Regions from separate parts of the Homo sapiens genome. Here region 1 is linked to region 2. The links are chromatin loops, found by intact Hi-C in ENCODE. Cell type or tissue: endothelial cell of umbilical vein. All regions are shown on one strand. Each heading gives the region's core, and the rest is flanking DNA. Links, peaks and the distances in the headings are about the cores only.

Region 1 (15,710 bases), core at 6,980-9,479, 1.6 Mb after region 2:
CAGTAGAAACTCACAGAGACCTGCTGAAGAGGCACCTGCCCAGCTGTCAGCCTGTTCCTCCACCTGCTCCCCCAACCTGCCCTCTCACCTGCTGTCTACACTCATTCCCCCCACCTGCTCTCTCACCTTCCTCTTCCACCCGCTCCTCCCACCTGCTCTCTCACCTGCTGTCTACACCTGCTCCCCCCACCTGCTCTCTCACCTGTTGTCTACACCTGCTCCCCCCACCTGCTCTCTCACCTGCTGTCTACACCTGTTCTCTGCTCTGGCTGCCCCCACCCATCCATCTCCCCCACACCCTTCTTGGACACTGCCCGGTGCTGCCCAGCTCCCTCACACAACACTGCCCCTCCCCACTCATGTCCTGCTTCCTCGATGGTCTTCCCAGAGGAGGCCCCACGTTCTCAGCCCCTACCTGTTCCTCAGGTCACCATTTCCTGGAGCCACCTTCCATCCCCCAGAACTCAGCTGGGCCCTGCAGACATGTACATGCTACCAGGTGACCTGTGGCCACTCCTCCTGCAAAGCTTTTCCAGGTGTCTCTGTTTTTCTTGTTCCTCAGAACGATAAAAGTTCCCAGATCCCAGGGACTTTCAGGCTGCTCCCACCACAGAGCTGGCCAGCATCCTTTGAGGCAGAGAGATGCTAGGGGTAAGTCCATGAGGCGGGGCCTGTCTCCGGGGCTGGGAACCTGGAGTCACTGAACCGGGAGGCCAGCGTGTTGCCCAGGGCTTCGCCTTCCTGCTGTGGTTTGAAAGACAGGAATACTAATGAGGTTTCCTTAACCTCCTAAGTGAGTGTGTGTGTGTATGTGAATGTATGCACGTGCACACACTCACACTCACACACACACACACCAGCCCCTGTAAACAAGGCTGCAGGTTCCAGAGAAGATGGCTCCCTCAACCCACAGAGAATTAAGACAAATCCTCATGAAGCCACGAGCAGAAGTCGGGGGGAAATCATTAACTCTGAATGAGAATCTCAGGAATTCATAAACATGATCTGAAATTACCCATCTCCAGGGAAGGGTTCCAGAAGTCTATTTTGTAGGAAGAAACTTGAGGACCCACTGTTAATAAAATTAGAGTCATTCCTGGAATGTTGCCAGGATATAGCTTACAAGATAGAAAAACAAGCTATAATCATAGGAGTGTATTTTTAAAAAAAAATAGAATAACAGTCAGAAGATGGTCATATTCTAGAAGAGCTGCAGGAATAAGGGAATCATATGCTCCAAAACCCTTTAGAGAAGGTACGCTCGGGCTCCAGACAGTTGGCCTGGTTCTTTGGACAAAAGTGGTGAATTGGTCCTCTCTCTCTCTCTCTCTCTTTCTCCCTCTCTCTGTCCTTTCCTCCCTCCCTCTATCCATCCCTTTCTCTCTCTCTCCCTCTCTCTCTGTCTCTCCCTCCCTCCCTTTCTCCCTTTCTATCTCCCTCTACCTCTCTCTCTCTCTCTCCGTCTCCCACTCTCCCCCTCTCTCTCTGTCTCCCTGCCTGCTTCTCTCTCCCCTCCCCGCATCCCACACACATCATGGTAGAAACGCCGCTTGGTATCATCCCACATCCTCTGTGCCCATCCTCTTCTGCCAACCCACCCTCTGATCTGTATACGGGTCCCTGGTTTATTCTGTCCACCCGAAAAATCTCAGCCCTGCAGGTAGAAGATGCTGCTGTTCTATTTCCATGATGCCAAATGCCTAGAAATTAAGGGAAAAACCCATTCACCAAAAAAAAAAAAGGACCTTATGGAGAATCCTAGCATTTACTTCTGTTATGCTCCTTTTTTTTTTTTTCCTTTTTTTTTTAGGGTCTCAGTCCTGGGAAGCTCTGGGATGAACATGGCTCCTGAGCATAGACACCACCCTGACAGAGGCTCGTGCGTGTTCAGCTTCATCCTCGGAACTTTACACTCACTCTTGACTCACTCCACTTTCTGTGTCTTTTTTTTTTTTTTGGCCTGACTTTTAAAAAAACAATCTGAGAATAAAGTGTAAAAAGAAAGTTTCTGAATCCTTAACTGAGGTCAAAATCTTGGAGCGAAAGCCAAAGATGCAGTGGCCAAGAAGCCCGGGGAACGGGGGGCGCCCCCCAACCCAGAATCAGTCACCAGTGGGGAGAAAACCCCCGAACCCAGAATCAGTCAGCAGTGGAGAGAAAACCCCCGAACCCAGAACCAGTCAGCAGTGGAGAGAAAACCCCCGAACCCAGAACCAGTCAGCAGTGGAGAGAAAACCCCCGAACCCAGAACCAGTCAGCAGTGGGGAGAAAACAAGAGCTTCTATGTGCGGCTCCCTGACGAGCACTTGGAAAGCAAATGCGTTTCAGCCCAGAAGAAGGTCAAGTGAGGAAATGCCCTAAATGGGGCTTATTCCTTGCCCAGCCCTGAGACTGGGCTGGAGGCCCCAGGCAGGAGAGGGAGGGCCAGGCCGTTTCAGGCTGTCACCACAGAAAATGCTGATGGAGCAGGAGGCTGCAGAGTGAGTCGACCTTTCTGCCCTCTATGCAGAGGCCCAGCCCTTGTGGGCGGACCTCCTGACTCCCTCTTCTTACTTAGTCTGGCTACTGTTGGCATATTAAAGTTGGTGATCATTTTGAACATGAGTGCTAAACTGAATTTTGTTAATTCTAATAATTTATCAAAGCATTTTACTATTTCTAGGAAACAGAATTACATTGTCCTCAGAATAATTTTGTCTTTCTTGTTAATAATAATAGTCCTTCAGTCTCCCTGCCTTCCCTCTGGGTGTGAGCGCATCTCTGCCAATGTGGGGCATGAGAACGGATGCCAGAGGCAGACCAAGCAGTTCAGAGGCTATAGCAGCAATTTATTTTTATTTTTATTTATTCATATACATTTTTTTGAGATGGAGTCTTACTCTGTTGCCCAGGCTGGACTGCAATGGCATGATCTCGGCTCACTGCAACCTCTGCCTCCTTGGTTCAAGAGACTCTCCTGCCTCAGCCTCTGCAGTAGCTAGGATTACAGGTGCCCACCACTGTGCCCGGCTAATTTTTTGTACTTTTAGTAGAGACGGGGCTTCACCTTGTTGGCCAGGCTGGTCTTGAATCCCTGGCTTTGGGTGATCCACCCATTTTGGACTCCTAAAGTGCTGGGATTACAGGCGTGAGCCACTGTGCCCAGCCCATTGTGGCATCTTAATCACAGAGCAAAGAAGGCCTGGACCCAGCACGAAGATGATGAAAAGGGGGAAGAGCAGCTGTCTCACCTACGGTGTTGCCAGGAGCTTCCAACTTCGAACATAAGGGACACTAAGTAGCTTTCCCAATAAAACAACTGAGTTGTTGGATAAAACCTACAAAAATACATCTTTGTAAGTGCACGACTGGGCTGGCATTGAAGGATGGAATCCACAGCAGTCAATAAAGAATTGGCAGGAACCAAAGTGGAATTTTTTTTCTGTTTAGACAGTTGCACAGAGGACAGGGCATAAGAAAGAAAACCGGACGCCTCTCCAAAATGAGGTTGGAAATCTGACATCTTAGACTTAAAATAAAAGCCCACCTTAGAGCAGGAGCAGCAAGGAGAGCACCTGTCCCTGCATTGGTGATGGGTGGAGGGAAAACCACTGACCCTGAGAACCAGTGAGAAACAGTCCTCCAGGAGTTCATGCTGGAAGACATCAAGAGCATGGGTCAAATTGACGTGGCACCAGGTGGCTGCTAGCTTCACCTCTACCCCATGTGAGCAGAAAATCCTTGCTGAAACAATGCAACTCTGTCCTCAAAATATCTCCCCACATAAAATTCCAAGGAAGATAAGTCCAGGTGCAAAAAGTTACAAAACATAAGTAAACAAAGTACTGTGGATACATCCAATAATTCAAGAAACAAATTCAGCAGAGCCACAAAAATCCAAAAGGTGGAAAAGATCAACTGCTGGCAAAGTATCCACTGCTGTTGCAGCTGTGAAGAGACTGTATTTCATAAAAAGCTCTGTGGCCTCACATTTGCCTTCTCAGGCATGTCCCCCCAGAAATGCCCTTGCACTGTCTTGTCCAAGAGACACATATGGGGCAAGAATATTTAGGCAGTGATTGTAGAAATAGAAAACACCTGAAGGCCATCCAAATACACCTCTATCAAGGAAAAAAGTTGGCATACTCACATTGTGCAATATTATACAACAGTGAAAATGAACTGCAGTTAAAAGCATCAACAATGAAAAATTACAGTGAACAAAGGAAATTACTGAAAAATACACTGCTATTCCATATACAGTACACAAACCATATGACTTTGCTTAATAATATACACAGAAATGATAAACCTTATGAAAAGCAAGACAAATATTAACACATGAGTCCTATGTATGGGTGAAGAAGGGAGACCCAGGTGATCAAGGAAGGGCATATTGTAGCCTTTCAAGACACTCGATGCTAAAGGATGATGACAACAGTGCAATTATTACTCTATAGGATTATGCATTCAGTTTTGTTCGTTTCTTTGTTTGTTTTTGAGGTGGAGTTTCGCTCATGTAGCCCAGGCTAGAGTGCAATGGCGCGATCTCAGCTCACTGCAACTTCCGCCTCCCAGGTTCAAACGACTCTCCCGCCTCAGCCTCCCGAGTAGCTGGGATCACAGGCGCCTGCCATGATGCTCGCTAACTTTTTGTATTTTTTTTAATAGAGACGGGTTTCACCATGTTGGTCAGGCTGGTCTTGAACTCCTGACCTCAGGTGATCCACCCACCTCAGCATCCCAAAGTGCTGGGATTACAGGCATGAGCCACCATGACTAGCCAAGTTTTATAGACTCTTATGTGTCATATATTTCATAATTAAACATAAAAAAAGCATTTACTGTAGTTTGTAAATGAAAGAGCAATAAAAAATGTTGCAAACTTTTAAACATAAAACCTGTCGTATAGCTCATAGTGACCCTCATATTAAGCTGTGGTAAATTCCAAGTGTATTTCATTGTAATTATCTAAAAACTAGGTGAACAGATGAAAAATTGAGTTCAGTTTTAAAACAAGATCGTAGGCCGGGTGCGGTGGCTCACACCTGTAATCCCAGCATTCTGGGAGGCCGAGGCTGAAGGATCACGAGGTCAGGAGATCAAGACCATCCTGGCTAATACAGTGAAACCCCATCTCTGCTAAAAATACAAAAAAATATTAGCCGGGCATGGTGGCAGGTGCCTGTAGTCCCAGCTACTCGGGAGGCTGAGGCAGGAGAATGGCGTGAACCCAGGAGGCGGAGCTTCCAGTGAGCCGAGATCGTACCACTGCACTCCAGCCGGGGTGACAGAGCAAGACTCCGTCTCAAAAATAAAAAATAAAAATAAAAAAATAAAATAAAAAAATAAAACAAGATAGTAAGATAATGTTACTGGTTGAAGGTGTCCAGGTTCTTGGCACCTTGAACAAAGAATTGGACACAACGCACAAATGGAGCAAGGAAAAAATGAAGCAACAGAAGCAGATATTTATGGAAAATGAAAGCACACTCCACAGGGTGGGAGGGCCCGAGCATGGAGAGACCGTTACTGAAGTTTCTGGGGTTTAAATACCCTCTAGAGGTTTCCATTGGTTACTTGGTGTACACTCTATGTAAATAAAGAGGATGAAGTAAAATTACAAAATCATGTACTCGGTGTACGCCCTGTGTAAATGGAGAGGATATTTCCTGTCATAGCCCAAGAGTTTCCATTTGATTTAGTTCTCCGAAGTCAGGGTGAATCGGCCTTATGTTCCTGCCTCCAGACCCTTTTCTCCTGCCTCCGTGGAATGGATGGCAGGACATGGAAAAGTGTTTTGTCCAAATGACATGTCCAAGGGCACTGGCAGCTGAAGGCAAGAGGGAACCAGTTAGTGCCACGGAGGAATGCCCACCCCCGTCTCCACACCGCACAGAACAAAGTGAGTGTCCTTGTCCTGAACCCTCTGAGGTGAGTATCTTGCCTCAGTGCTTTCATGAAACCCTTTTTTGGAGAGACTCATTCTCTCCCCTTCTGTACCTACAAGGCAGCAGGGATAGCCCCTCTCAGGCTGAAGTTCTTCTAACAAAAAAGAGAATAAAATAATAGAATTAATGTAACGAATAGTAAAATAATGAAAATGAAACTTTTTTTTTTACAGAAGCAGCTCTGGAATTTCATTTATTGGCATTAAAAGCAGAAAATGGTCCTATAGAGCTCAATTTAATGGCAAAGATTAAGGAAAGAATAAAGACTCTGCCTAATAATGGTGACATGAGCTGTTCATATTGTCATTTTCTCTGGGACCTAATATGGGGGAGGAGGCGGGACCCCGTGTCGCCAGGCCCCAGGTGATTTTCACACTGTTTCCCCAAATCACTGCAGCCTCTTCCCTGCTGGTCCCTTGATGCTGCTGCTGTGCCTGGCGTCCTGTGGGACAAGAGTGCAACAGGGCGCTGGGCACCTTGGCAGCTTCCAGTGGGATAGGCCTGCGGCATTCTGAGCCTGAATGCGGTGATCACCAGGAAGTAAGGAGACACAAGCAGGAGGGGTTCCAGGATGGAGGGGCCACTTCTCAGGGATCAGTCTCAGGCCCCAGTTGGGAAGGATCCCCTTTCAGGACAATGGCTCCAGGCCAAGGGCAACGCTGTTTCTGTGCGTCCTGATGACTGACCTGCGTCCACAGGGAAGCGTATCTGGGCTCCTTTTTTCCAGGCTGTGTTGGGAGCACCTTGAAATGGGCACTGGTGGATTTCAATTCCAGCCTTCCGGAAGCCATTCCAAATGGAAACTGAGCTAAGGGATGTAGGTGGAGTAAGTAAACAATTTTAGGTCCCAAACAACAGTTTTCAGATACAATATAGTGTGCGGGGAAAATAAAGCTTTGGGACCCCAATTCACAGCCAAAAAGGAAAAAAAAATTAAGCTGGAAGCTGAATCATGCAAGAAACTGCCTTTCCTTTTGTTCCTAAGCAGATAGCTACAGATAAAGGGTTACATATCTCCACAGGAAGCTGGTCTATGTTCACCTTATCTTACGTACAGGGCTGATTTACCACATGTGAGATGAAGACATAGCTGACCATCCCCATCTGCTCTGTTTCTCTTGCAACCTAAGGATGACCACAGGTTCCCTCTTTCCCCTCCAGCCCACCCTTCCCCTCCAGCCCACCCTTCCCCTCCAGTCCACCTTTTCCCTCCAGCCCACCCTTCCCCTCCAGCCCACCCTTCCCCTCCAGCCCACCCTTCCCCTCCAGCCCACCCTTCCCCTCCAGCCCACCCTTCCCCTCCAGTCCACCTTTTCCCTCCAGCCCACCCTTCCCCTCCAGCCCACCCTTCCCCTCCAGCCCACCCTTCCCCTCCAGCCCACCCTTCCCCTCCAGTCCACCTTTTCCCTCCAGCCCACCCTTCCCCTCCAGTCCACCTTTTCCCTCCAGCCCACCCTTCCCCTCCAGCCCACCGGTCCCCTTTAAATACTGAAGCCCTCAAAATCATACTGGGAGGAAGGCACAGACCACAGACTGTTTCTGTGATTCCATGTTTTTTCCTTCCGAGCATGTCCTTAACCTTGGCAGAATTAACTTTTAAATGGATTGAGATTGGTCTCAGGTACCTTTTGGTTTACAATCGCATGCCTCAGCCAGCGCACTGCTCTGTGGCCTTTGTCCTCTTTTACCAAACGAGGAGGGTGGATTCCACAATCCTAAAACCCCTTCAGCTCTCCATAGGTTTCTGGGAGGACACAGTTACCTAAGAGATTAGAGACAGCATCACAAAAATATAAGCAGATGATGTGTGTCAGTTAGGGTTAAGTTTGGCTGCATAAAATGGAAGACTCAAGCTAACAGAGGCTTACACATAGAAAGGTCTGTCCTTTCACATGAAAGGAATCTGAAGGGAGGCAATCCTCCCCTGTGCACTGGATCTGTGATCTTATCAGAGAGCCCAGCTTCTCCTGTCATTCCCTCAGGCACTTTGACTGAAGGTGGTTGTATCTTCTAGATCACCTCATGCCCCAAGATAGCAGCTTTGTTCCTGCAATCACAGCTGCATTCAAAGCAGCAGGAAAAAGAAAAAAAAAAAAAAGCCATACTCAGTAGTTGAACTCCTTTTAAGGAGTCCTTTTGAAAGTCGTGCTCAACAATTCTACTTAAATCACATGGGCCAGAATGGACCCACATGACCACATGCGTGCACAAAGACAGCTGGGGAATGAAGCATTTAGCGCAGAGCCTCAGTCAGAAGAGGAGGAGGAAATGGATGTTGAACCAACTGTTTCTGTCACATGGTGTTTTAGTTGAGCTTGGAAGGATGAGTGGGTTATTCACAGACGTGCTTGGAGAGAGACACAAGCAAGGATCGTTGTGGAAGAAGCATGCCGGGAATTTTCAGGATACAAAGAGTCCCCCCACCACTGCAGAGTCTTCTAGCTAAAAACTCAAGGGCTTCTGAATTATTTCCATACTGTTTCTTTCTAAATTTAGAAGATTTACAATTCAATTATGTATAATGCTAAGACCTTGTCTTCTTGGAGATAATTCAAAAACAAGTCTGTTTTTGTTTGGAAAGAGAAACCTAAGACCCACATGGAGGGGGAGGAAGTTTCTAGCTTCCTGGAACACAATGCTGGAAGGAATTCAGGTGAAATATTCCATGGCCTTCTGACTGCTCTCTGGTGCCTGTTGTGAAGTCTAAAAGCTGTGATGCTCCCAGGGAATGGCTATGTTCTGAAAGCTTTTCCAGGAAAGTATCTTGAGTTGGGCTACATCCTTAGCTCCCTGGTTCTCAGAAAGAGCCTTCTCGAAGTCCAGAGGGCACTTAGATAAGACAGACTACATGGCACTTGAGGTTTCCTCCGTGATTTTCTTCCAGACATCTCTGAGGCATCAGAAGCAAGGGTCAACAACTCAGTGTAATAGAAACTTTTAAATGGATCAAATATTAGGATAGAAGGAGAAACCTTCAAAATTATGCCTATTATTTAGCACTTCATCTGCCACAAAGCAAAACAAAGTATAAACTTCTCACTGCAACTGTGAGAGAAGAGGATACTAAAACATTTTGTCTTAGCCTGTTTTCTGCTTCCCTTAACAGAGTACCTGAGACTGGGTAATTTACAAAAACAGAGATTCACTTCTCACAGTCCTGGAGGTGGGAAGTACAAGGTTAAAGGGTGATCTGGCAAGGACCTTTGTGCTGTGTCATCCCACGGGAAGGTGGGAGGGCAAGAGAGCATGAGGGAGTAAGAGGGGTCAAACTCACTTTTGTAACAGACCCACTCTTGTGATAATGAACCCACTCCCCCAATAACAACATTAATCCGGCCGGGCGTGGTGGCTCACGCCTGTAATCCCAGCACTTTGGAAGGCCGAGGTGGGCAGATCACGAGGTCAGGAGATCAAGACCATCCTGGCTAACACGGTGAAACCCCGCCTCTACTAAAAATACAAAAAAATTAGCCGGGCGTGGTGGTGAGCACTTGTAGTCCCAGCTCCTCTAGAAGCTGAGGCAGGAGAATGGTGTGAACCCAGAAGGCGGAGTTTGCAGTGAGCTGAGATTGCACCACTACACTCCAGCCTGGGCAACAGAGCGAGACTCCATCTCAAAAAAAAAAAGCAAACAAACAAACAAAAAACATTAATCCACTCATGAGGGTGAAACCCTCATGACCTGATCACCTCTTAAATATCCGTCCCCTCAGCACTACTGCATGAGGGGTTCAGTTTCCAACACGTGAAATTTGGGGGACACTTTCAAACCATAGTAAGTAGGAAATGGCAAAAATAAATTACTTATACAGTGTTTATCACTAGTAATAAAGTATGCACAAAACATCATTTATAGTCTATATTCACTATAATATGTTGTGCTCTATTTTCATGTTAATTCATGCAAAAAAAACAAAGAGAAAGATGTTCGAGAGAGGTATTAAGAAACAGCACCATAACCTTTAGAAAAACTAGAAACTGGTAGAAGTCAGTGTTTTAAAAACCTTTTTTATTTGCTGCTTGTTTGGAAGTCAGTGGTGACATTTCAAGGAGGAGTTGTCATTGGGAGGGCAGATTTCAGGAGGCTTTAGTAAGAGTGCGTGGGGAAGACAGGGAAGGAAGGAGGACAGGTGACTTAGAAAGATTCCTGGTGGTGATTGGAAGTGCAGAAATAGAATGGTGACCTCAGGGAGAAGCAATTCAAGGAACGTTGTGCTTTTGCTTCTCTCTGCCTTTCTCCCCATCTCTCTTTCCATCTCTCTCTGCCTCTCACTTTGCCTGTCTCTGTTTCTCCCTCTCTCTCTCTCTCCTGGTTGCTCTGTCTCTCTCTGTCTCTTTTTAAGACTCTGTGTTTGTCTCTGTTTCTCTCTTCCCCTCATCTCTTACTCCATCTTTCTATGTCTGTCTGTGTCTCTGCTTCTCTGACCCTCTCTCTCTCTCTCACTCTCCCTCTTTGTGTGTGTGTGTGTGTGTGTGTGTGTCTCACTCTGTTGGTTTCTCACTCCCACTCTCCATCTCGCAGCTCTCTGGTTTCACTATGCAAGCTGACTCTCCCCACCTGATGATCCAGTGGGATTAGCAGGAAGCGGGTGGACCACCCCCACCACCCACATCCTGTGCCCATCCATGAACTGGGGCACAGGAGAGGACTGATCTCCCTACTTGGCCTGGCTGGACACGCTGACCCTCAGGTCCACAGGCAGTGGAAGGAGCAGTTCCTGGAAGGTGAGAGTGGGTCCTGTGGCAGATGGAAGAGACAAGTATGTTGAGCAACAAAAATGATCAGCACTTGGTCTATGGTAGCAGGAGCTCAGAGGTGAGGAATCTTAGGGCCTTAAACGAGCGGCCCACTGTGGCAAAAACTTTTTTAAACAAAAAAATAGTCAGCCCCTAAGGAGTGTTCCAATGACCACCTCTTAAGCAATACAATTGATCCTTGAACAATGCAGAGATTAGGGGCACCAACCCGCCACACAGTCGAAATTCAGCCAATAACTTTTGACTACCCAAAAACGGATTGACCGTTACCCAAGAATAGCCTATTCTTGGGTAAAAGCCTCAGTGATCACGCAGATAATTGGTTAACACAAATTTTGTATGTTATATGTATTGTATAGTGTATTCTTACAGTAAAGTAAGCTAGAGGAAATAAAGCAATCCTAAGGAAAATGTGTTGACTATTCATTAAGTGCCTCATCATAGAGGTTCTTCTCCTCACCTTTGCATTGAGTAGGCAGAGGAGGAGGATGTGGAAGGAAAGGAGGAGGGGTTGGTCTTGCTGTCTAAGGGGTGGCAGAAGTGAAAAAAATCCATGTGTAAGTAAGTGACCCATGCGGTTCAAACCCTGCTGTTCAAGGGTCAACTGTTTGAACAGGGAAGTTTTGAAGTGACCTCTTTTCTTTTCTTTTTTTTTTTTCCTTGAGACAGGGTCTCACTCTGTTGCCCAGGCTGGAGTGCAGTGGCTCGATCTTGGCTCACTGAAATGGAAGTGACCTCTTTTCAAACAGGGCATGGCCGGGAAAGGGGGAGGAAAATGGCAAAGTCTACCCCACAAACTCAGGACCAAGATCCCTAATTTCTTCCCCTGGTGAGCGAGGCTCCCATTCCCTGGACTACAAAGTCTATTTGGGTTCAAAGACCACCTAGGCTCTGGGCTTGGCCTTCCAAGAGAAGAGGGTACCTGGGCCCTCCCAAGAATGCAGAGCTGTCTGCCCCGGACGTGTGACCGCAGCTCTGATCCTGTACCTGGTCTGAGCTTCACTGCACCAGTCACTCCTCCTCCTGCAGGTGGACCCAGCCGCAGGCTCTAAACCAGGCAACACGTGGTTGTGGGTGGATGTGCTTGCAGGCAGAGGAAGAGGTCGCAGCTTACATAAGAATCTCAAAGTTGACACCCAAAGAAGATAAAAGCGCCTGCCGGATGCTGGCATATACAACTAATGAGGATAATGCTCTGGGTGTACATCCTGGCACACTGGAAGAGCATTCTTGTTCATGGTGGTAGTTTCAAATATTTCAGTGAGTTTTCCCTTGAATGCCTCAGCCGGGAGCCATTTCAGTTCCGCTCAGGCAGCAAGGGAGCTTCAAGGACTCGTAGTTAGGAATTCAAGCTTGTACACAGCGACAGGTCACAGGTCCGTGGAAGATACCTGTCAACCAATATTCAGATTTAGCATTCCATAACTGAGGCATAGGGCATCTCTGACCTCATCTGACATGGCTAAAATCATGATTGTTTTTCTAACTGGGAAATTTATGTAACTTATTTGCCAATAAAGAACCATCTCTCTCCCCCCATTTTCTGACATAACGCTAGTCATTAGGGAAATGCTCTGACAATGTTCATGAAAGAACAAACCAATGTCTTCTGCTTTAATACCACGGATTTAACACATATGACTCTTGCTGCTTCCATATGACACTAAAAGTATCAGGAGTGCCAGGAAGTCTCTTTAATCGTCGTTCTCCAAAGTGCTCAGGAGATGAAGTCATTCTGTGAAGTGGACTTCAGTTGACACCACTGAGAAAATGTCCCAGAGAAAGTAAAACTTGTAATGGCATCATACTTTACAGAAATAATGCAAACTTCTTTCTTTCCTTTCTTTCCAGTTTTTAGATATTAATTTTAATTGGTTCAGGGCAACCTGTTTCTGCATCAAAGTCTTGGGAAGCTTCCAACTGTTTTTATTTTTACTTTATTTTTTTAGAAATAGAGTGTCACTGTTTCACCCAGGCCAAAGTGTAGTAGTATGATCACGGCTCACTGCAGTCTCAACCTCCCAGGCTCAAGCAATCCTCAGGCCTCCACCACCTGAGTAGCTGGGACAACAGCTGTGCCACCATGTCCTGCTAATGTTTTATTTATTTATTTATTTATTTATTTATTATAGAGACAGGATCTCGTTATGTGGCCGAGGCTGACCTCAAACTCCTGGTCTCAAGCAATCCTTGTGTCAGCCTCCCAAAGTGCTGAGGTTATAGACATGAGCCACAGCACACAGCGGATTTATTTTATTTTCTCAGAACTCTATGCAACCTGATTCTGCATACTTAAGGAAAAAGAAGCCAGACAAAGGTGGAAGTAGTTACACACAATGTGAGCATCATTTGGCACTTAGACAAGAGAGGCAGATTATAAAAATAAAAGATTCACATGTCACAATTGGCTGTGGGCTTCGATATGGACTCCAGCACTTTTTATTTTTACTTTTTTGGGAGATAGTGTCTCACTCTGTTGCTCAAGCTGGAGTGCAGTGATGTAATCATAGCTCACTGTAATCTCAAACTCCTGAGTTCAAGTGATCCTCCTGCCTCAGCCTCCCAAGTAGCTGGGACTACAGGTGTGCCATCGCTCCAGGCTAATTTTTTTGGATTTTGTAGAGACGAGGTCTCCCTATGTTGCCCAGGCTAGTCTCAAACATCTGACCTCAAGCAATCCTCCTGCCTTGGCCTCCAAAGCTCTGGGATTATAGGTGTGAGCCACTGTACCCGGCCGAGAAACCAACCCCACCTGTTTTCTATATAAAGTTTAGCATCTAGATACAAAGCAAAATACTTTTTAAAGATCAAAGAATCTGCAGGGAAGCTGGTGGGAGGAGAATAGGCTGAAGGCAGCGTTTTCTGATCTACAGTTTTGCTTATTCTTGAACTTTCCAAAGTCCCGAAAGAAGCAGAAGGAAAGTGAGAAGAAGGGAGGAAGAGGCAAGAGGAAAGGAGGATGGTTGCCCCTCTGTGGTTGCAGATTAGCCCAAGGCAGCTCAGTGGCTGGCAAGGAAAGAAGGAATGAAACCCCCAAGGCCGAAGGCAGAGTCAGAGTCCTGGGTCCAGCAGGGTCTGGAGGGGAGGAGGGTGCCGGCAGCCAAAGACCTTCCCGCTAGCACTGCAACCTCTTAAATTGCTTACGCTTTTATCCAAATTTGATGTGTCTGCGTTTTGTAGACTTCCAAAACAAGTCACTTAGGGTAACGCAAGCAGGAAGGGGAGGATGATAGGAGAAGGGGCCCCACCTGATGCCGCCCTTCTGGCTTTTATCCATTCCTGGGAATGACGGGGGACGCCCCTATGGGAGATACAGTGGCGTGGAGCAACAGTGGAGAATTCCAAGTCCGAAAAGCAATTGGCATTTTAAAGGAAAGTAAGAAATCACCCTGAATATATGAAATACTGGGAAAAAAGGTTGTTACTGATAATTCTCAAGAGACCACTCTGGTGAGATTGGGTTTCTCTGGGGATGTGTCAGGCAGGGTATAAGTACTGAGTGGGCACCTCCTACCCACCCTTCAGGCTCCTCCCTCAGCTCCTGTCTCCTGAAGCAGTCAGAGGGCAGCTCCGGTCCTCACCTCCTCTGAGCGACCCGCTCACTCATTCACTCACTCATTCATTCACTCACTCATTCATTCACTCACTCATTCGGTCACTCACTCATTCACTCACTCACTCATTACTCATTTACTCATTCACCCCCTTTTACTCAATCACTCATTCATTCACTTTCACTCAGTCATTCACTCATTAACCAATTCACTCACTCATTCACTCATTCACTAACCCATTCAGTCACTCATTCACTCATTCATCACTAACCCATTGACTCACTCACTCAATCACTCATTCACTCACTCAATCACTCATTCACTCATTAACCCATTGACTCACTCCCTCAATCACTCATTCACTCACTAACCCATTGACTCACTCACTCATTCACTCACTAACCCATTGACTCACTCAATCACTCATTCATTCACTAACCCATTGACTCACTCACTCGATCACTCATTCACTCACTCATTCACTCATTCACTAACCCATTCAGTCACTCAATCACTCATTCATCACTAACCCATTGACTCACTCACTCAATCACTCATTCACTCACTAACCCATTGACTTACTCAATCACTCATTCACTCACTAACCCATTGACTCACTCCCTCAATCACTCATTCACTCACTAACCCATTGACTCACTCCCTCAATCACTCATTCACTCACTAACCCATTGACTCACTCAATCACTCATTCACTCACTCAATCACTCATTCACTCACTAACCCATTGACTCACTCAATCACTCATTCATTCACTAACCCATTGACTCACTCACTCGATCACTCATTCACTCACTCATTCACTGTGGGGAAAAGAAAGAGAGACCAGACTATTACTGTGTCTGTGTAGAAAGATGTAGACATAAGAGACTCCATTTTGTTCTGTACTAAGAAAAATTCTTCTGCCTTGAGATGCTGTTAATCTGTAATCCTACCCCCAACCCTGTGCTCCCTGAAACACATGCTGTGTCAACTCAGGGTTAAATGGATTAAGGGCTGTGCAGGGTGTGCTTTGTTAAACACATACTTGAAGGCAGCTTGCTTGTTAAGAGTCATCACCACGCCCTAATCTCAAACCACTCCCTAATCTCAAGTACCCAGAGACATAAAGCACTGCGGAAAGCCACAGGGACCTCTGCCTAGGAAAGCCAGGCATTGTCCAAGGTTTCTCCCCATGTTATAGTCTGAAATATGGCCTCGTGGGAAGGGAAAGACCTGACCGTCCCCCAGCCCGACACCCGTAAATGGTCTGTGCTGAGGAGGATTAGTAAAAGAGGAAGGAACGCCTCTTTGCAGTTGAGATGAGAGGAAGGCTTCTGTCTCCTGCTCCTCCGTGGGCAATGGAATGTCTCGGTGTAAAGCCGATTGTATATTCCATCTACTGAGATAGGGGAAAACTGCCTTAAGGCTGGAGGTGGGACATGCTGGCAGCAATACTGCTCCTTAAGGC
Region 2 (15,710 bases), core at 4,874-7,373:
CCTTTGACTCCACTGGACTTTGTCACCCCCATGACCTGGTGTTGGGTCTGATCACCCCAACACAGATGGACAGAAGGATGGATAGAGAGACAGCTGGCTAGGTGGATGATGGGGGCTGGATGAGTGGCTCATGGATGGTTAGATAGATGGATAAAGGAATGGTGAATGAATGGATAGATAGGTGGATGGATGGATGGTGGATGGGTGGGTGGCTATATGGTGAATGGATAGGATGATAGAAGGTGGATGGATGGATGGATGGATGGATAGATGGATGATAGATGGATGGATGGATTGGGGAATGTTTGGGTGGATCATGGGTGGGTGGATGGATGGTGGACCAATGGATGGATGGTGAATGGATGGGCAGAGGGATGATGGGTAGATGGGTGGATGTATGGTGGATGGATATAAGGATGGGTATATGTATAGATGGGTGGGTGAACAGATGGTGGATGGATGGGTGGATGGGTGGATGGATGGGAAGATAGATGGGTACAAGGGTACATGAGTGGTTAGATGCTGGATGGCTGGGTGGGTATATGACGATAGAATGGGCAGATAAATGGTGAAATGGATGGATGGATGGATGGTGGGATGGATGGGTGGATCATGGATAGATGGGTGGATATAAGAAAGGGTATATGGAGAGATGCATAGATGAGTGGATGAATAGATGGTGGATGAATGGATGACAGATGAGTTGATGAGTGGATGGATGAATGGATGATTGATACATGAGTTGGCCAGATAAACACGACACCTCTTCCGCATGGTAAGAAATATTTGGGAATAGGGTGACTCTCTCTAATTAAGACTTCAATTACTTTTTTGTTTGAGTATGTGTCATGAAATGATAATTTGATTGGCTATTTCTTAGTCATTTCATCAAGTCAATTCTATGCAAATAAGAAAACTGCCATAATGAAGCAGATTAGCTATTTATTAAAATTAAAAATAATTTAATTTACATTAAGGCTAAAACTAAATTAGAAAAGTTATTTGTTTGATTCTATTGATCATAGAGTCAAAATAAAATTATCATCTTATGTGAAAAATTATCACTTTCTCAATTGCCACCTCTTCCATGCAGCCCTATTTATTGCCCCTAAAGCAGTAGTGTCTCTCTTCTCTGAGCATTGATGGAACTCCTAGGGTAGTCATATTATAGAGCCTGGATATGAGGCTGATTCTACCACTCACCAGCCGTGTGATCACAGCCTACTGGGTGAATATCTCTAGACCACTCCATAAATGGGAAATAACAATAGGACCAAACTCAAGACCCGCCATGGGGCTTAACAAGCAGTACACATGACATCACTGTGCCATCCGTGAAGATCTAAGTAGACATTACTTCTTGTGATTGCCTGTCTTATTTCCCTCCTGCAGGTTCTTAGATGGACTGGTCTGTGAATCACATGAACATATGCGGTTCATATTCATAAACACTTATTCACACACACACAGATATGTACACACATGTACATTTGCATGTAAGACAGGATTTGGCAAATAGAAGATATTTTTGAATAAATGAATTATTGGGCAACTCATGCTGCCAAAAGTTGAGAGATGAAACTAAATGAAGGCCCAACTGGGGTGAGTGTGCCTGTGGGTGTTTGTTAAGGGGACGCCAATCATTCTATTGCACTTCAGTTATAGCTGGTTCCTCCTCTAACCTACTCTGGGGTCCAAAGTCAGCACAGGAGGCCCAGAGGAGTGAGCGCCTGGCCATTGGCAGGCCCCTGTGGGTCTCTCTCCCTCTGTTGATTCACAGCCTCCCTGTGGATGGGCCGTGGGGAGAGCTAGAGCAGGTAACTGGCTGGGATCCAGGAAAGGCCCTTGTGAGGCTGCACAGGCAGGGGCCCTGGAGTTTCTCACCCAGGCTGCCCTGATGCACACAGGTCCGTACCATGCACCTGGCTCCATCACCACCCTTGTGGGGTCTGGGATGATGGCAGTCAACCAGGTGCTCCACTCCAGAGAATGGGGCCCATGAACTCACTCAGTCTCCATGAGAGCCAGATCCCTGCCAGTAAGTCACGTGGTGAAACCCCATTAGGTCAGCCAACCTTTTCACATTGGCAGCGCCCAGCTTGCTGATGTGGGAGAGAGAAGGTGTCGGCCTGGGGCATGACCATCCACAGCTGAGAAGGGAGGTGGGTGCAGCACGGGTCCCCCTGAAACATTCCATGTGGAGACATCAGACCCCCCGGCTTAGGAGTTGTTACTGCAGGAGTGTTTGAGAAACTGTGTGGATGGTGGCCTGCAGTGTAGACCAGATAGTCAGGAAGCATAGATCAGATGGCCAGAAAGTGTGGGATATAATAGATGGGCAGGAAGTATAGACCAGATGGCCAGGAAGTGTAGATCAGATGGTGTGGAAGTATAGACCAGATGGCCAGGAAGTGTTGACTAGATGGGCAGGAAGTGTAGATTAAGACAGTCAAGAAGTGTAGACCAAGACAGTCAAGAAGTGTAGACCAAGACAGTCAAGAAGTATAGACTAGATGGTCAGGATATGCAAACTAGATAGGAAGTGCAGAACAGACAGTCAGAAAGTATAGAACAGTCGGTCAGGAAGTATAGACTAGATGGTCAGGAAGTCGGTCAGGGTAGATGACCAGGGAGTGCAGCCCAGAGGGTCGGGAAGAGATCTGATGAGCGATTTCTAAGGCACTCTGCTAATTGCCCTGCATTAATTATCTTACTGACTCAAAAGAAGGATGAAGGGTTGTGGAAGGATGGATTTTATTATCATTCCTATTTTACACGTGAACGAACACAGTGGAGTAAGTGATATTCCTAAAATCACATCAAAACAGGCAGGTGTGGAGTTTGCACCGTTTGCCTGACACATGGACAGGAGTCTGTGCTCTCTTTTGTCTGGGTTCTGTATTGGTGGCTGGGTGGTTTTTGCCTCCCCACTCTTCACTCCTGTGCTATGGGCCGGCGTTGCACCTCCTGGGGTGGGCCTCACTCCTCTGGACTCAGCGCCCTGCCTGGCCTGGGCTCTGCGTGCTTCTTAGGGTGTGCCATGGCTGCCCCTCCAGGGCTCACAGTAGATGCCTGCATGGCAAGTGGCAGCCATGTGCGTTGAGGCCACGCGCTGTGGGCCCCAAGGCACCTCAAAGTTTAGGCAGGAAGAGCAGACGCCAGGGTGCATGGGGAAAATGGCGGACAGAGATCTGCATATTTGTTTACAGATCACAATGTTTAGAAGTTTTAAAGAATAAGCCCCTTGCAGTACATTTAAAAGCCGATGAAGGTCACTCCACATCCTTTGCTGAGATGTCTGGGGAGACTTGACTTTGGAGCAGACGGCCCAGGCAAGGAGGTTCACAATTGCACCTCCTCTGTCGGTGGAGGGACGTTTCCGTAAACCAAAGGGAGTCGCCCATCTAGGATCAACTTCATCGTGTTAGTTATGGTGTTTTGTTAAAGTGTCCACAGAAACCAAGCAGCCTAGTCCTGGTGTGGGGAAGTGTCTCCTTAGAATTTCAAGTCGGCTATGAGCACCCCTGGAGTTCCCGGGAAAGACGGTGGGCTCAGGGTCAGGCCTCGAGCTTTAAGATGCAGCGGGGACCTGCCCTGTGGCTTTGCTCTGTCCCGGGCAGTCCCATCTCCTTTCTCCAGGGCTGCTCTGGCAGATCCCCTGCCGAGACGCCACGGGGGAGCCTTGTTGTATGTGGGTTCTGGCTAGAGGCAGACGAGGCCCAAGGTACCAAGGAGAAGCTCTGATACTCAAATGTCACTTAACTAATTTCCTTCCACGCACCAACAAAATAATTGGAATGGCATTGACAAGGGGAAAAACAGCCCGCAGTAAAAAGCAGTTGTCCGAAGCTTCTGGTGTCTTGAGGAAATTATTTCCGCTATTATCTTTCACACAGGGCTCTAGACTGGCCAGAGTAGTCCGTATTATTATGTGACTATCCAGACTATTTCCTCCTCAGTGCCCTAGCTAGTTTTGGGCCGAGCAACACTGATACAATAGTGATTTTAAACTCAGTGAGCATTCCAAAGTTCAGCAAATACATCAAGCCTTTCAAAGTTTCTGCAGGATAACTGAGAAAAAAAAAAATCTATGTCTTGATTTTTGTCAGTTGTCTTGGAAAATTTCCCTTTTCTGTTTTGTGCGTGCTGTCGGAAACCAGCCAAGTGTGTCCTGCGCCCCTTTGGTATGTAGGCTGCATGGTCGAGGAAAGAAAAGGGTTCACTTGGAACCCTGGATCTTGGTTGCATAGTGTGGCTAAGAAAAGGGATGTTTAGACAACACTGGTTTTCAGAAAAATGAAACTAAAGCAGGAGCCTAAATATACACAAAAATGTACAGTGATGTGTCTTTTTTTTCTTTTTGAGACAGAGTTTTGTTCTTGTTGCCCAGGCTGGAGCACAATGGCATGATCTTGGCTCACTGCAACCTCCACCTCCCAGGTTCAAGTGATTCTCCTGCCTCAGCCTCCCAAGTAGCTGGGATTACAGGCACCCGCCACCACGCCCGTCTAATTTTTGTATTTTTTTAGTAGAGATGGGGTTTCACCATGTTGATCAGGCTGGTCTCGAACTCCTGACCTCATTTTATTGATCATTTTATCTTTTTGGTGTCTAAGAATCTACTCCCAATTTAATATATAATTTTAGCTTAGAATTTAATGTATGGACAGTGGAAACTTACTATCAAACACTTTAAAAAAATCCAGCAGAATCCATATGAGAAGTTTATCTTGGCTCATGCATATGCTCCCCTATGTAAACCGAGTTATAGCAAAACCACGGGCCACTTTATGGAGGGCACAGCCTCACTGGGCGGAACCGGTACCCAGAGGGACGGTAAGCCCAGATGGTTGGTGCTGCAGTAAATTAAGCCTGATATAGAGATGTTTGTGGGTTTTATTAAAGTCTCATGATGTCTCTAAGCAGTTCTTGTTATATAACAGAATGAATTATATCGTCCAAGGTTATTGCTCAGATAACCTACTGGAAATGATAGTTTTCCTCCTTCATCACATGAATCTAAATGTTAACTAAGCGCTTGTTAGCTTTTCACATCACATCGGAGGGATTCGTTAGCTCTCACATCTCTGCATATGTGTTTTAAGAGTCTTTAGATAAAAGATGAATCAAAGTGATTCAGTTCTGTAAGTTTTGGACTAGAAATCAGAGTCTCTCTGGACATCATCCGAGTGTAAAATGTAGCACAAATTGCCTTTAAAAATTAATAATTTACCAAATCTATCAGCTATGCCCAGTCTGGCTTGAGAAGATAAGTAAAATAAATATTGTAAAGTCAATTTTTAATAATCTGTGGCATGAAATTTAAGCACAAGAGAAAACATTTAGCAATTAAGCAGGAACATTCGGTGCATGATTAAATGTGAATAATAATACATATTTAAAGGCCTCATAACTTACCTGCTAGCAGGAAATATTTAAAGTTCTAATCTACTACACAGCACAGCTCATGCCGTTTCTTTGTTTAATGAGCTCTTGCCTTGTGATTTTCATGTTTGAGCAGTTACTTTGTAAGTATTTTTACATGGACAGCTACGTGTAAGGCTGACAAAGAGTAGCACAGACAGATATGTGGTGGGGGATTGTCAGGCCAGCGCAGCCACGGAAAATAATATGATCAGATCCTTCATCATGCTGGTAACCAGTGGTTGGCTGTATTCATCTAATTATTGAGACAGCACATTCACATCCGAGGGATTTTATTATAAGAGGTTTATAAAATTTAGAGTTGAAGCTGATCTGTCTCTATCTACCAAATAGAAGCTGGACTCAGGACCATGGTTTTTCATGATGAAGAATCAAATCCTTGATAAATGATGGCAGGTCCTCATCTTCCAGAAAGAGGGAAAAAAAAAAAAAAAAAAGGCAGAGGAAAGGAAATAGCTCGGCTGAGAAACAGAGAGCGAGTGAGCACAGCGCTGACAGAGAGGGAGCCGCTGCCTGCCGCTGAGAACACAGGCTCTGCACCCAGGGCACAGAAGCAGGAGAAGATGTAATTCTCGAGGACCACATTGATTAACGCCCGCCCAGGGCTAGCCACAAATTAGAGCCCCGTCCTGAAAGAAGCAGTGCTATGTCTTGTAAGGCATGCTTCCAAAGGAGCTTGCATTGCACACACCCCGGAGCAAACCGGCAAGTAGAGAAGACGGACACTTCCCAATGAAAGCGAAATGTTCCTGCCTGCCCTGCGCCGCTCGGTTCTCCTTCCTCTCTCTGCTCTCACAGGGTGGTGTTACACCTCCACTGCTCTCCATCTAGTGTGTTTGTGCAACACTCGCCTCCAGGGGGAGCTCGAAGCTCTCCCGCCCTTCACCTCTGATCAGAGCACTGATGTGAGTCAGGTCCCCAGGATGGTGGGGGCACCGGCTGGAGGAGGGCGGGGGCTCCTTCAGACCTGCCTTGATTAACCCGGACCAAAGGGGCCCTCTGCACTGGAGCGTTACAGTCAAAGCACAGCCTGTGCACCTGCCCGTCGGTTCCATAGTGTTTGTCTGCTGCTTGGTTTGTGGGACAGGTGGCTGGTCAGGATCTGCAGGACCTAACCCCACCCACGCTCAGCTGTGAGGAGATTAAAGGGTCTCAGTGTCTCAGGGTCAGGTTCCAGGCTGGCTTCTTGCGATTTCACAGAAGTCACTAAATCTTTTTGGGTAACAATGGGCTTACTCCTAAAAGCAGTGGGAGGTTGGGGGTCAGGGAGCAATTTGAACTTATTCTTCTCTAGATTCTCTTTCATTACAGAGTCTTATTCACATTGAATAAATGTTTATTCATACCTACTGTGGGCCAGACACTATCCTGGGCCCTGGGACTATAGCAGTGAACAAAGTGGACAAAAATCCTGCCTTTATAAAATGCACATGCTGAGAGTTAAGACTCACGATGCTCAGATGGGGCTGCTGTTGTGGAAGTCAGGAGAGTCCACGCTGTTAGTGTTGACTGTTTGTTTTGTCCTTTCCATTGTAAGATTCACCCCATTGCCTCCTAAAGTGAACCCCAGGGCAGGGAACATGTTGACAGGGAGGTGGTCTAATCTAAATCCAGTTAGAACACTCGGAGAGCTCCTAGACTGAAACAGGGAGAAGGAAGCACATTTTGGATGATTGTATTTGTTCCTTGATGGGTCTGCTGAGGAAGAGCTATGTACCCATTGCATGTGCTATTTCCATCTCAGGTTATTTGAAGAGAATACAGAGGAGAAGCAGCCCCAGGTACCTACTCTAGTGGCAGAGTGGCAGGCTTGAGGTGCCTGCATCTGAAAGCTGCTGTGAGTTAGGGAAGCCCCCACCAAAAGGCCCAACAATGGGCAACATCCCCCATCAAAGCCATGGACATATCCCTGGCAACAGACTTGGCTCTTAACTTCCACGAGTTTTTAAGCCAAGGTTGGCAAGAGGAATAGAACGGGGACGTCAAGGTACATCAAAGGAAAGATTCAAAATATATGGAATCCATGAGGCCACATAGGATATTTCACAGCTTTATGCTTTTCTGATAAATCCTGGAAGACTTAATATAAGGTCAGGAGTTTTCAGTGCTCTGATTCGGTAAATTTATTTACAGAGACAGCTGTCCGAGGGTGGAATAAGGACTCGGGAGTGAGAGGGAGGCACTGTCAACACTTTCAGGCCAGACCAGCGGCTCACGCTTTGGAGACCGGGGCTGCAGGTGAGGGCACAGGTGGACCTCAACCCACCTGGACACTCCACCAGAGGGGAAGGCACAGTGAGAGGCAGTGCCCTGTGGCTGAGCTGACGGCACTGGTCTTGGGGCAGGGAGAGGAGCCCGTAGGTCACAATGGCCTTGGTGACCCCAGCCTGCAGGTCACATGTCCCTTACCTGGGAGCCATCTACTCTGGAAACCATGGATACCTACACATCTGTGCAAAATTGACACAGTGCCTCAGTTATTTGGGTAAGGCTGACCAGTGAATTCTGATAAATTGCTGTAACAATGACCACCCATCTGTCAATGTGTCACCAAGCATAGGCTGTATACACTGTGCAGACTGTAAGGATCCACTGGGCTTTCGGCCTGCGGCACCCAGGTATGAAGGGCATTAGCGTACCTCCTATGGCCACACGCAAACTCCGCCTGGGGTCTACCCCATCACTCTCCACTCCATTTTGCAGATGGAGCCCACCGAGTCTCCCTAGAAACAATGGCTTGGATCCTGGGAGCAGTGGCACCCACCTGTCTGGTTCTTATGGCCGAGAGCCCTGCAGCTAGATGTTCTGTGAGCCTGTGTTCCCATTTTATGGAGACTCAGAGAGGTATTTGCCTTGTGCATTTCTCCTGGAGCTTACATCACTGAAGGGGACCCTTGGCCAGCAGTCTCTCTGCTCCGAGTCCCCGAGTCTCCACAGGTGGCCATGGCCATTGGGTTCCAGCTCAGCTCCCACCTTTGCCACCGCCTTCCCAGCCCTCGCTAAGCTGGAGTCCTGGCCCGGGCCCTTGTCCCAGCTTCACGCCATTGCTTACACCCTTGGCCCCCTCCCTTCCTGAAATCACTGTCCTTCTTTTCCCCTCTAATCTGAGTCCTGTTTATTCCTTAAAACTCAGCTCAACTCCCCTGTTCTCACTGAGGGATTCTGCAAGCCTCCTAGAAACCCCTCCGGCCTCCTGGCTCCTGAGCACCCGGCCTTGAGCCTGCAGCCACCTTGCCCAGCACTGCTTGGTCCTGGCAGTGTGGCTGCTGCGTGTTCATGGTGCTAGGGGGACTCAAAGGTTCTAGGGGAGGCAGGGACTACTCTTCCTAGGCCTAGTTGTCTTTGCTACCTTCCTAGGGCCTAGTGAGTTCCATGCCACTGTGTATGCAGTAGGTCCACTATGTATGCAGTAAGATCACTGTGTATGCAGTAGGTCCACTATGTATGCAGTAAGATCACTGTGTATGCAGTAGGTCCACTATGTATGCAGTAAGACCACTGTGTATGCAGTAGGTCCACTATGTATGCAGTAAGATCACTGTGTATGCAGTAGGTCCACTATGTATGCAGTAAGACCACTGTGTATGCAGTAGGTCCACTATGCATGCAGTAAGATCACTATGTATACAGTAAATCCACTACGTATGCAGCAGGACCACTATGTATGCAGTAAGACCACTATGTATGCAGTAGGTCCACTATGTATGCAGTAAGATCACTGTGTATGCAGTAGGTCCACCATGTATGCAGTAGATCCACTATGTATGCAGTAGGACCACTATGTATGCAGTATGACCATTATGTATGCAGTAGGTCTACTATGTATGCAGTAGGTCCAACACATATGCAGTAGGTCTACTATGTATGCAGTGGGACCACTATGTATGCAGTAGGTCCACTGTGTATGCAGAAGGTCCAACACATATGCAGTGGGTCTACTACGTATACAGTGGGACCACTATGTATGCAGTAGGTCCACTATGTATGCAGTAGGTCCATTATGTATGTAGTAGGTCTGCAAAGACTTTGCTGATTGATCTGAGGAAGGATAAGAGGATATGAATGTTTTTCCTGTGGCTCTGGGAGTAAGAAGCGTTTAGGGCTACACACCTAACTACCTCCTGGCCTAATGGATGCTCTGTGGGCCTGTGTGAGAGCAAGAAGAAAGGCTGAACACCCCTGTGAGAACCATGTCAGAGCCGTGGCTCCAAAAACCACGCGAGATGGCATGCTCTGAGGCCTCTTCCTCGTGTTTAATGACTCGTGGCAAAGTGTGGATTCTCGCGGATATTTACAAATGACTTCCGTTTACCACCGGACAGTTCTATTGCTGAGTGGTCTGATTTCCTGGATTATGTCCTAAGAAAGTTTAGGACAATGCCCCTAAAGTGGTCATTTAGTGCCCACGGAAGCTTGGTGCTTTGTGTGTCATGATGGTGCATCAGGAGTTTGCAAAAAAAAAAGAGAGAGATAAATAAAAAGTAAAAGGCACAGATGGGGCATGGACAGCTTCTCATTGCTTGTTCCATGTGATGGAACTCAACACATCTGCTCTGCTGCGGAAAGCATCTTTGCACTAATTTGTTTGTCAGTGTCCATTGAGAGGACGATCTGTCATCCTGTCGCATTTTGGTTGCCCCGAGATGTTTGAAGACAAGGCTAGCCACAAATTGGAACTGTGGCCACTGGGGAGTAAGTGGTGGAAACCACCAGCTGTTCTAAGTAACATCAATTGTGATTTTTTTGTAAAGATGAAATTTCAACCTAAGGTCTCCAAAAGCATTTATCAGCTGCATGAAAAAAAGCTAATCACCGTAACAGAAGAGTGAGTCTCTTCTAACGCACGTCCTGGGGTGCGTGCGTGGAAGCCTTGTTACAGCTGGAAAAGCAAGAGAAGGGGGTGGTCAGAATTCAATGAGCCTGGAGCCTCTGTTTTGCTCCATGGTATTTTAAGTCTTTCTGGTCAAAGGTAACAAGCATTATCCTGTAATTGGACTACGGTTTCAGGAACAAGAATTGAGATTTCATTGTGCTACTGCATTTGATTTCCTGATCAAATGCTGTGATCTGGTCATGGTTCTCCTGCCCTATATACCACCTGTTTCTCAGGATACTTTACGCTGAATGGCATTCATTTATTTGGGTTTTTGTTTCCCTGAATCCATTTTAATCTTCCCGGAGCATAGAGACTATGCTTTGTCCTAGAACACAATAGATGCTCAACAAATGTTGCTTTGATTGAATCAATTCAAGTTTGTATCCTTCAAGCAATACCTGAAGTATCTAATCTTTTATACTGAATGTGTTGCTGTCCAGGATTCCAGGGATTTGCTTGCATACTCCCAGTCCTCTGTCACTGGGCAGGTCTCTGTGGAGCACCGCGGTGTGGGAGCCTGGGCTCGCTCACTCCGCTTAGATCTTGTAGAAGATGGTTGGATCTAAGCAGAACCTTCCATCTACAGCCTCTCAAGTTGCCAACCCATAAAAACCAGCTGTGCTCCTGGCTCAGTAACCCTTCAGTCCTTGCCTTTCTCTGACTTCTCTTCCTTGTCAGCAGGTTAGTTTGTAGCCTGAACTGCATGATGGAGATTGAGCTGGATCTATTTTAATTGCCATGAAGACATCATGGGCAGGAAGCATGCATGCTGGAATAGATTAGCAAACATTGACTCCTCACGAAAGCCACAGCCTTCCAACTGCAACTCAGTGGTCAGAGGAGGATGAGCAAAAGTGGAGGACAGAGAATGACCCGACGTGGAGCTGAGCGGGTGAGGGCTAATCTCACAGAGGCATGTTACTCAAAAATGCGGAAACAGGTTCTTTCAGGAGGTTAGAGTTTCCTTCCTCGACTCAAGCAGTCATTCTGAGCATGTGGCATTTGTCAGAAGGTTGTGTTTATGTTTTATGCTTGATCTATAATGACACAACAAAACTCATATAGAGAAGGGGAATCAAGATCTGATGTGTAAAAGAGCCTGTGGTTTAAAATATGGAGGTATTTTGGGCTCCCTGGTGAGAGGTGAGGCCAAGCAATGCAGCACACAGATGAGCTCTGCAGTGCCAGCCTCATTAGGTCGGCCTGCGTGGTCCTCTGAAATGTACAGTTCTGTTGTCGTCACTGTGTATAAACAGAACAAGGAGAGAACTGCCTTATTCCTGGGCACTGGCCTTTTTAAATCCTTTCTTTTTCTCTTTAAATTTCATGTTCCCTTGTCATTGTTGCTGTAAAACCGAAGCCCTCTTCTGCGTGGCGATTTGGAGAACACAGTCAGCATGCACACACATCATTCTTCAGGTGCAGTTATGACAGAAGGATGGTCCTGTCTCATCCCTACACCTGTGAGGCCTCAGTTCTGCCTCTCTCCCCTGTTGTGGCCTTGGAAGGAAAAGCCTCCAGCTCTGAGTCTGCTGCCAGGTGGAGGTTCTTCCATTTGATAAGGTGAGGAGCGTGAATGGATGGAGCTGAGCTTCTGAGACTCGGAGACCAGTGAACCTGCTTGCCACCCTGGGCAAGAGAGCCCAGGGGCTGGCCCAGGAGAGGCGGCAAGGCTGTGTGCAGACACTTTGCCCCTGGTTGACTCCTGACGGCGCTTACTCCACCACTGCATCCCTTCTATACCCTGCTTCTCCCTTCAGACAAGGGGCAGACTCCTAAGAAGGCAGCTTTGTGTTGGACAAAACACAGTGGGGACAGGAACCTAAAGCAGTTGTGAAAGAGCCGGAGGACCCCTGTCCCCAAACCCTGCCCATCGGGAAGAGGCCACAGAGCTATGTGTCGGCCCCACGCTTGGGCAGACCACTGCAGGCACGTGTGTACTCCGCTGGGCTCCAGGGGCCTGATTTTTTAACTTATCCCTGAGATTGAGTTATAAAATTTAGATCCTCCATAAGTAGACTCACATGGAGTCCCAGCTGATTTCTGATAAGGGTGGAAAAGGAATTCAGTGGAGGACAGGTCACCTTTTTAGAACATGGTGTGGGAGTTCTCAGATGTGATGCTGAGTACAATTCATAAAAGAGAAAATGCAGACATCAGACCTCATCAGAATTAAAAGCTGTTCTGTTCTGCAGAAGACTCTGTTAAGAGGGTATGAGAAGCTCAAGATTAAGATAAAGTATTTGCAAACCACATGTCTGGCAAAGGACTTATGTCTAAAAAAATATAAAGAACTCTCAAAACTTAGTAACAAAGTCGGCAATACCATTAGAAACGGGCAAAAGACAAGAAAAGATGTTTCACTGAAGATGATATACAGTTGGCAAATAGGCATATGAAAAGATGTTCAATGTCATTAGCCATTAAGGAGATGCAAATTAAAACTACAGTGAGATGTTACCATATACCTGGCAGAATGGCTTGATTGAAAAGTGGTGACCACACCAAATGCTGGTGAAGATGTAGGGAAACTGGATCATTCATACGTTGCTGGTGGGAAAGTAAAATGTTACAGCCACTCTGGAAAACAGTTTGGCAGTTTCTTATAAAACTAAACATGCAACTACCACATGACCCAGAGGTCACATTTTTGGGCATTAATCCTGGAGGAATGGAAATTTATGTTTGCATAAAAAACTGTACATGGATGTTTATAGCAGCTTTATTTATAATAGCTCCACACTGGAATTAGTCCAGACCAGGTGTTCATCAGTGGTGAATGGTTAAACACACCATGGTCATACACACTGCTCAACAATAAGAGGAAATGAACTATCTGTATACACAACTTAGATAAATCTCCTGGGAATCATGCTGAATGAAAAAAGCCAGTCCCATTTTTTTTTTTTTTTTGAGACAGAGTCTCATTCTGTCACCCAGGCTGGAGTGCAGTGATGCAATCTTGATCTCGGCTCACTGCAACCTCTGCCTCCCAGGTTCAAGTGATTCTTGTGCCTCAGCCTCCAGAGTAGCTAGGATTACAGGCATGCACCACCACACCCGACTAATTTTTTTGTATTTTTAGTAGATATGAGGTTTCACCATATTGGCCAGGCTGGTCTCGAACTCCTAACCTCAAGAAATCTACCTGCCTCAGCCTCCCAAAGTGCTGGGATTATAGGAGTGAGCCACCACACCTGCCTCCAAAATGTTTTTATGCCTATTTTTTTTTTTTTTGACAGAGTCTTGTTTTGTCACCCAGGCTGGAGTGCAGTGGTGCTATCTCGGCTCACTGCAAGCTCCGCCTCCCAGGTTCACGCCATTCTCTTGCCTCAGCCTCCAGAGTAGCTGGGACTACAGGCACCCATCACCACGCCCAGCTAATTTTTTTGTATTTTTAGTAGAGATGGAGTTTCACCATGTTAGCCAGGATGGTCTCGATCTCCTGACCTCGTGATCCGCCCGCCTCTGCCTCCTAAAGTGCTGGGATTACAGGCATGAACCACCACGCCCAGCCTTTTATTCCTTTTATATGACATTTTTGAAATGACTAAACTATGGAAATGGAGAACAGATTAGTGGTTGTCATGGGTTAGAGATTGGGGGCTGGGGATGGGAGGGAGGGGGGTGTGCTTATGAAAGGGACAACATGGGGACCTTGTGGTGACCGGATGTTCTGTGTTCTTCACAGTGATGGTGGACGTACAAGCCTCCACCTGTGATAAAATTACACAGATTTAAACACATGCACTTACACACACACACACGCAATCCCACACACACATACACACACGGACACACACACACACACGGACACACACACACACACGGACAAGGAAACAAGTCAAACAGGAAATCTGAATAAGGTGGGTGGAGGGCACCAGTGTCTATATTCTGGTCTGAATCAGGTGGGTGGAGGGCACCAGTGTCTATATTCTGGTCTGAATCAGGTGGGTGGGGGCACCAGTGTCTATATTCTGGTCTGAATAAGGTGGGTGGAGGGCACCAGTGTCTATATTCTGGTTGTGATGGTGTGCTCTAGTTTTGCTAGTTGTTATCATGGAGGGAAGCCGGGTATGAGGTATGTGGGCACTTCTGTAATGCCTCTTACAATGGCATGTGCGTCCATAAACTTAAAAGTCTAATTAAAAATTGTTAAATGCTTACAGGGTTATATGAGTTTTATGTTTGCACAAATCTCATAATCAAAATCTTAAATCATGATCATGAACTGCAGTGGTGCTCCTGGTGCTGTTTTAGCTGATGAAATTACATTAACTTGCCTTCCGTAGGATAAAACGCTCATCACTCAAAAGTGTACCTAACAGCCTGCAAACAACATAAACTGAAACCTTTAGTATGCAGATGGAAATTCTCATTCTCAATAAGAAGACTCCGTAAAGAGAATATGGTAAAATATTAGCCTATAGATTTGGGCCCAACCCACATGGATGCTGCAGACGTGAATGCAGGACAAAGGTTATTGCTCTCTCTGGTACACACATGAAGCCTGTCTTTCCATGAGAAGCAGTCTCTGTGAGCTCTAGGCCTTGCAAGAAGCATCATTCAGCTTCTATATTCTGCTGATATGTTTGCTTAAATGAAGATGCATTAGATATGAATCCTGCTGGGCTGGTCTGCACCATACTTATTAAGACAGTCACTTTGAATACCTGATTTTAGGAATCCTGCTAAAGATTAGATACAATCTTTCTCTTCCTTATCTAACTGCTTTTTTCTATAACTGCTATTTTTGCTTTTCCTCTTCTCTTTCCCTCCTCTCTCCTTTTTCCTCCCCTGTCTTACTCCTCTCTCCTCCCCTCATCTCCTTTCCTTGTTGCTAGCAAAACCACTCTTAAATAACAGCTAAGGGAATTTCTCTAAACAGAAATGAAATAATAACAGAAGAAGGCTTAGGGCTTCAAAATGGAAAGAACAACATTGAAATGAGTAAAAATCGTGCTAAGTATCCTTTTCCTCATGTGGCGCTCTCTATATATAGAGGATACTTACGACAATTGGATTTAGAAAGTATGGAGTGTAAGAGAACTAAGTGAAAGTGAACTTTCTATGCTTTACTCGAAGTGGCAAGGCACTGATGTCAGTAGACCATGGTGCAGTGTAGTTGCATACTGAGATACAAAGAGCAACTGATAAGAAAACTGTAAAAGGCAAATACTAAAAAATTGTGAATAAATCAAGGTAGAATCCTTAAGAATATTCAAGTAAGCCACAGTAATGCAAAAAGGAAATAAGCAGAATGAGAGGCAGAGGAACAAACAAAACAAATAATAAAATGGAAGATTTAAGCCTTGATATGTCAATAATTATGCTAATTGTAAATGGCTTATAACACTAATTAAAGACAGAGATTGGCTGAGTGGATTTT

The links. Peaks named below come from ENCODE experiments on the same cell type or tissue, not always from the same donor. Only the 100,000 strongest peaks of a DNase experiment are listed, where the experiment ranks them.
Region 1: a loop joins it to region 2, with 24 times the contacts of the local background. A loop is called at or near these places in 5 of 110 quality-filtered maps.

Annotation. Positions count from the first base shown.
Region 1 is chr10:3,046,405-3,062,114 of GRCh38, forward strand. PFKP-DT (PFKP divergent transcript) reads right to left here. Exons shown (of 4, transcript NR_160681.1): 2 at 11,676-12,079; 3 at 7,556-7,692; 4 at 6,090-6,738. It overlaps LOC124902532 (a long non-coding RNA gene), which reads right to left and starts at 707. Exons shown (of 2, transcript XR_007062356.1): 1 at 416-707. RefSeq lists enhancers at 1-1,847, 609-1,174, 1,175-1,738. In endothelial cell of umbilical vein, for the core only: no CTCF peak of the experiment used is centred there; a DNase peak (open chromatin) is centred at 8,447.
Region 2 is chr10:1,414,749-1,430,458 of GRCh38, forward strand. The region is part of intron 1 of ADARB2 (adenosine deaminase RNA specific B2 (inactive)); the gene reads right to left. Among named protein-coding and RNA genes, the nearest start is that of ADARB2-AS1, 100 kb to the right of the region's middle. In endothelial cell of umbilical vein, for the core only: a CTCF peak has its summit at 6,290 (motif pointing right); no DNase peak of the experiment used is centred there.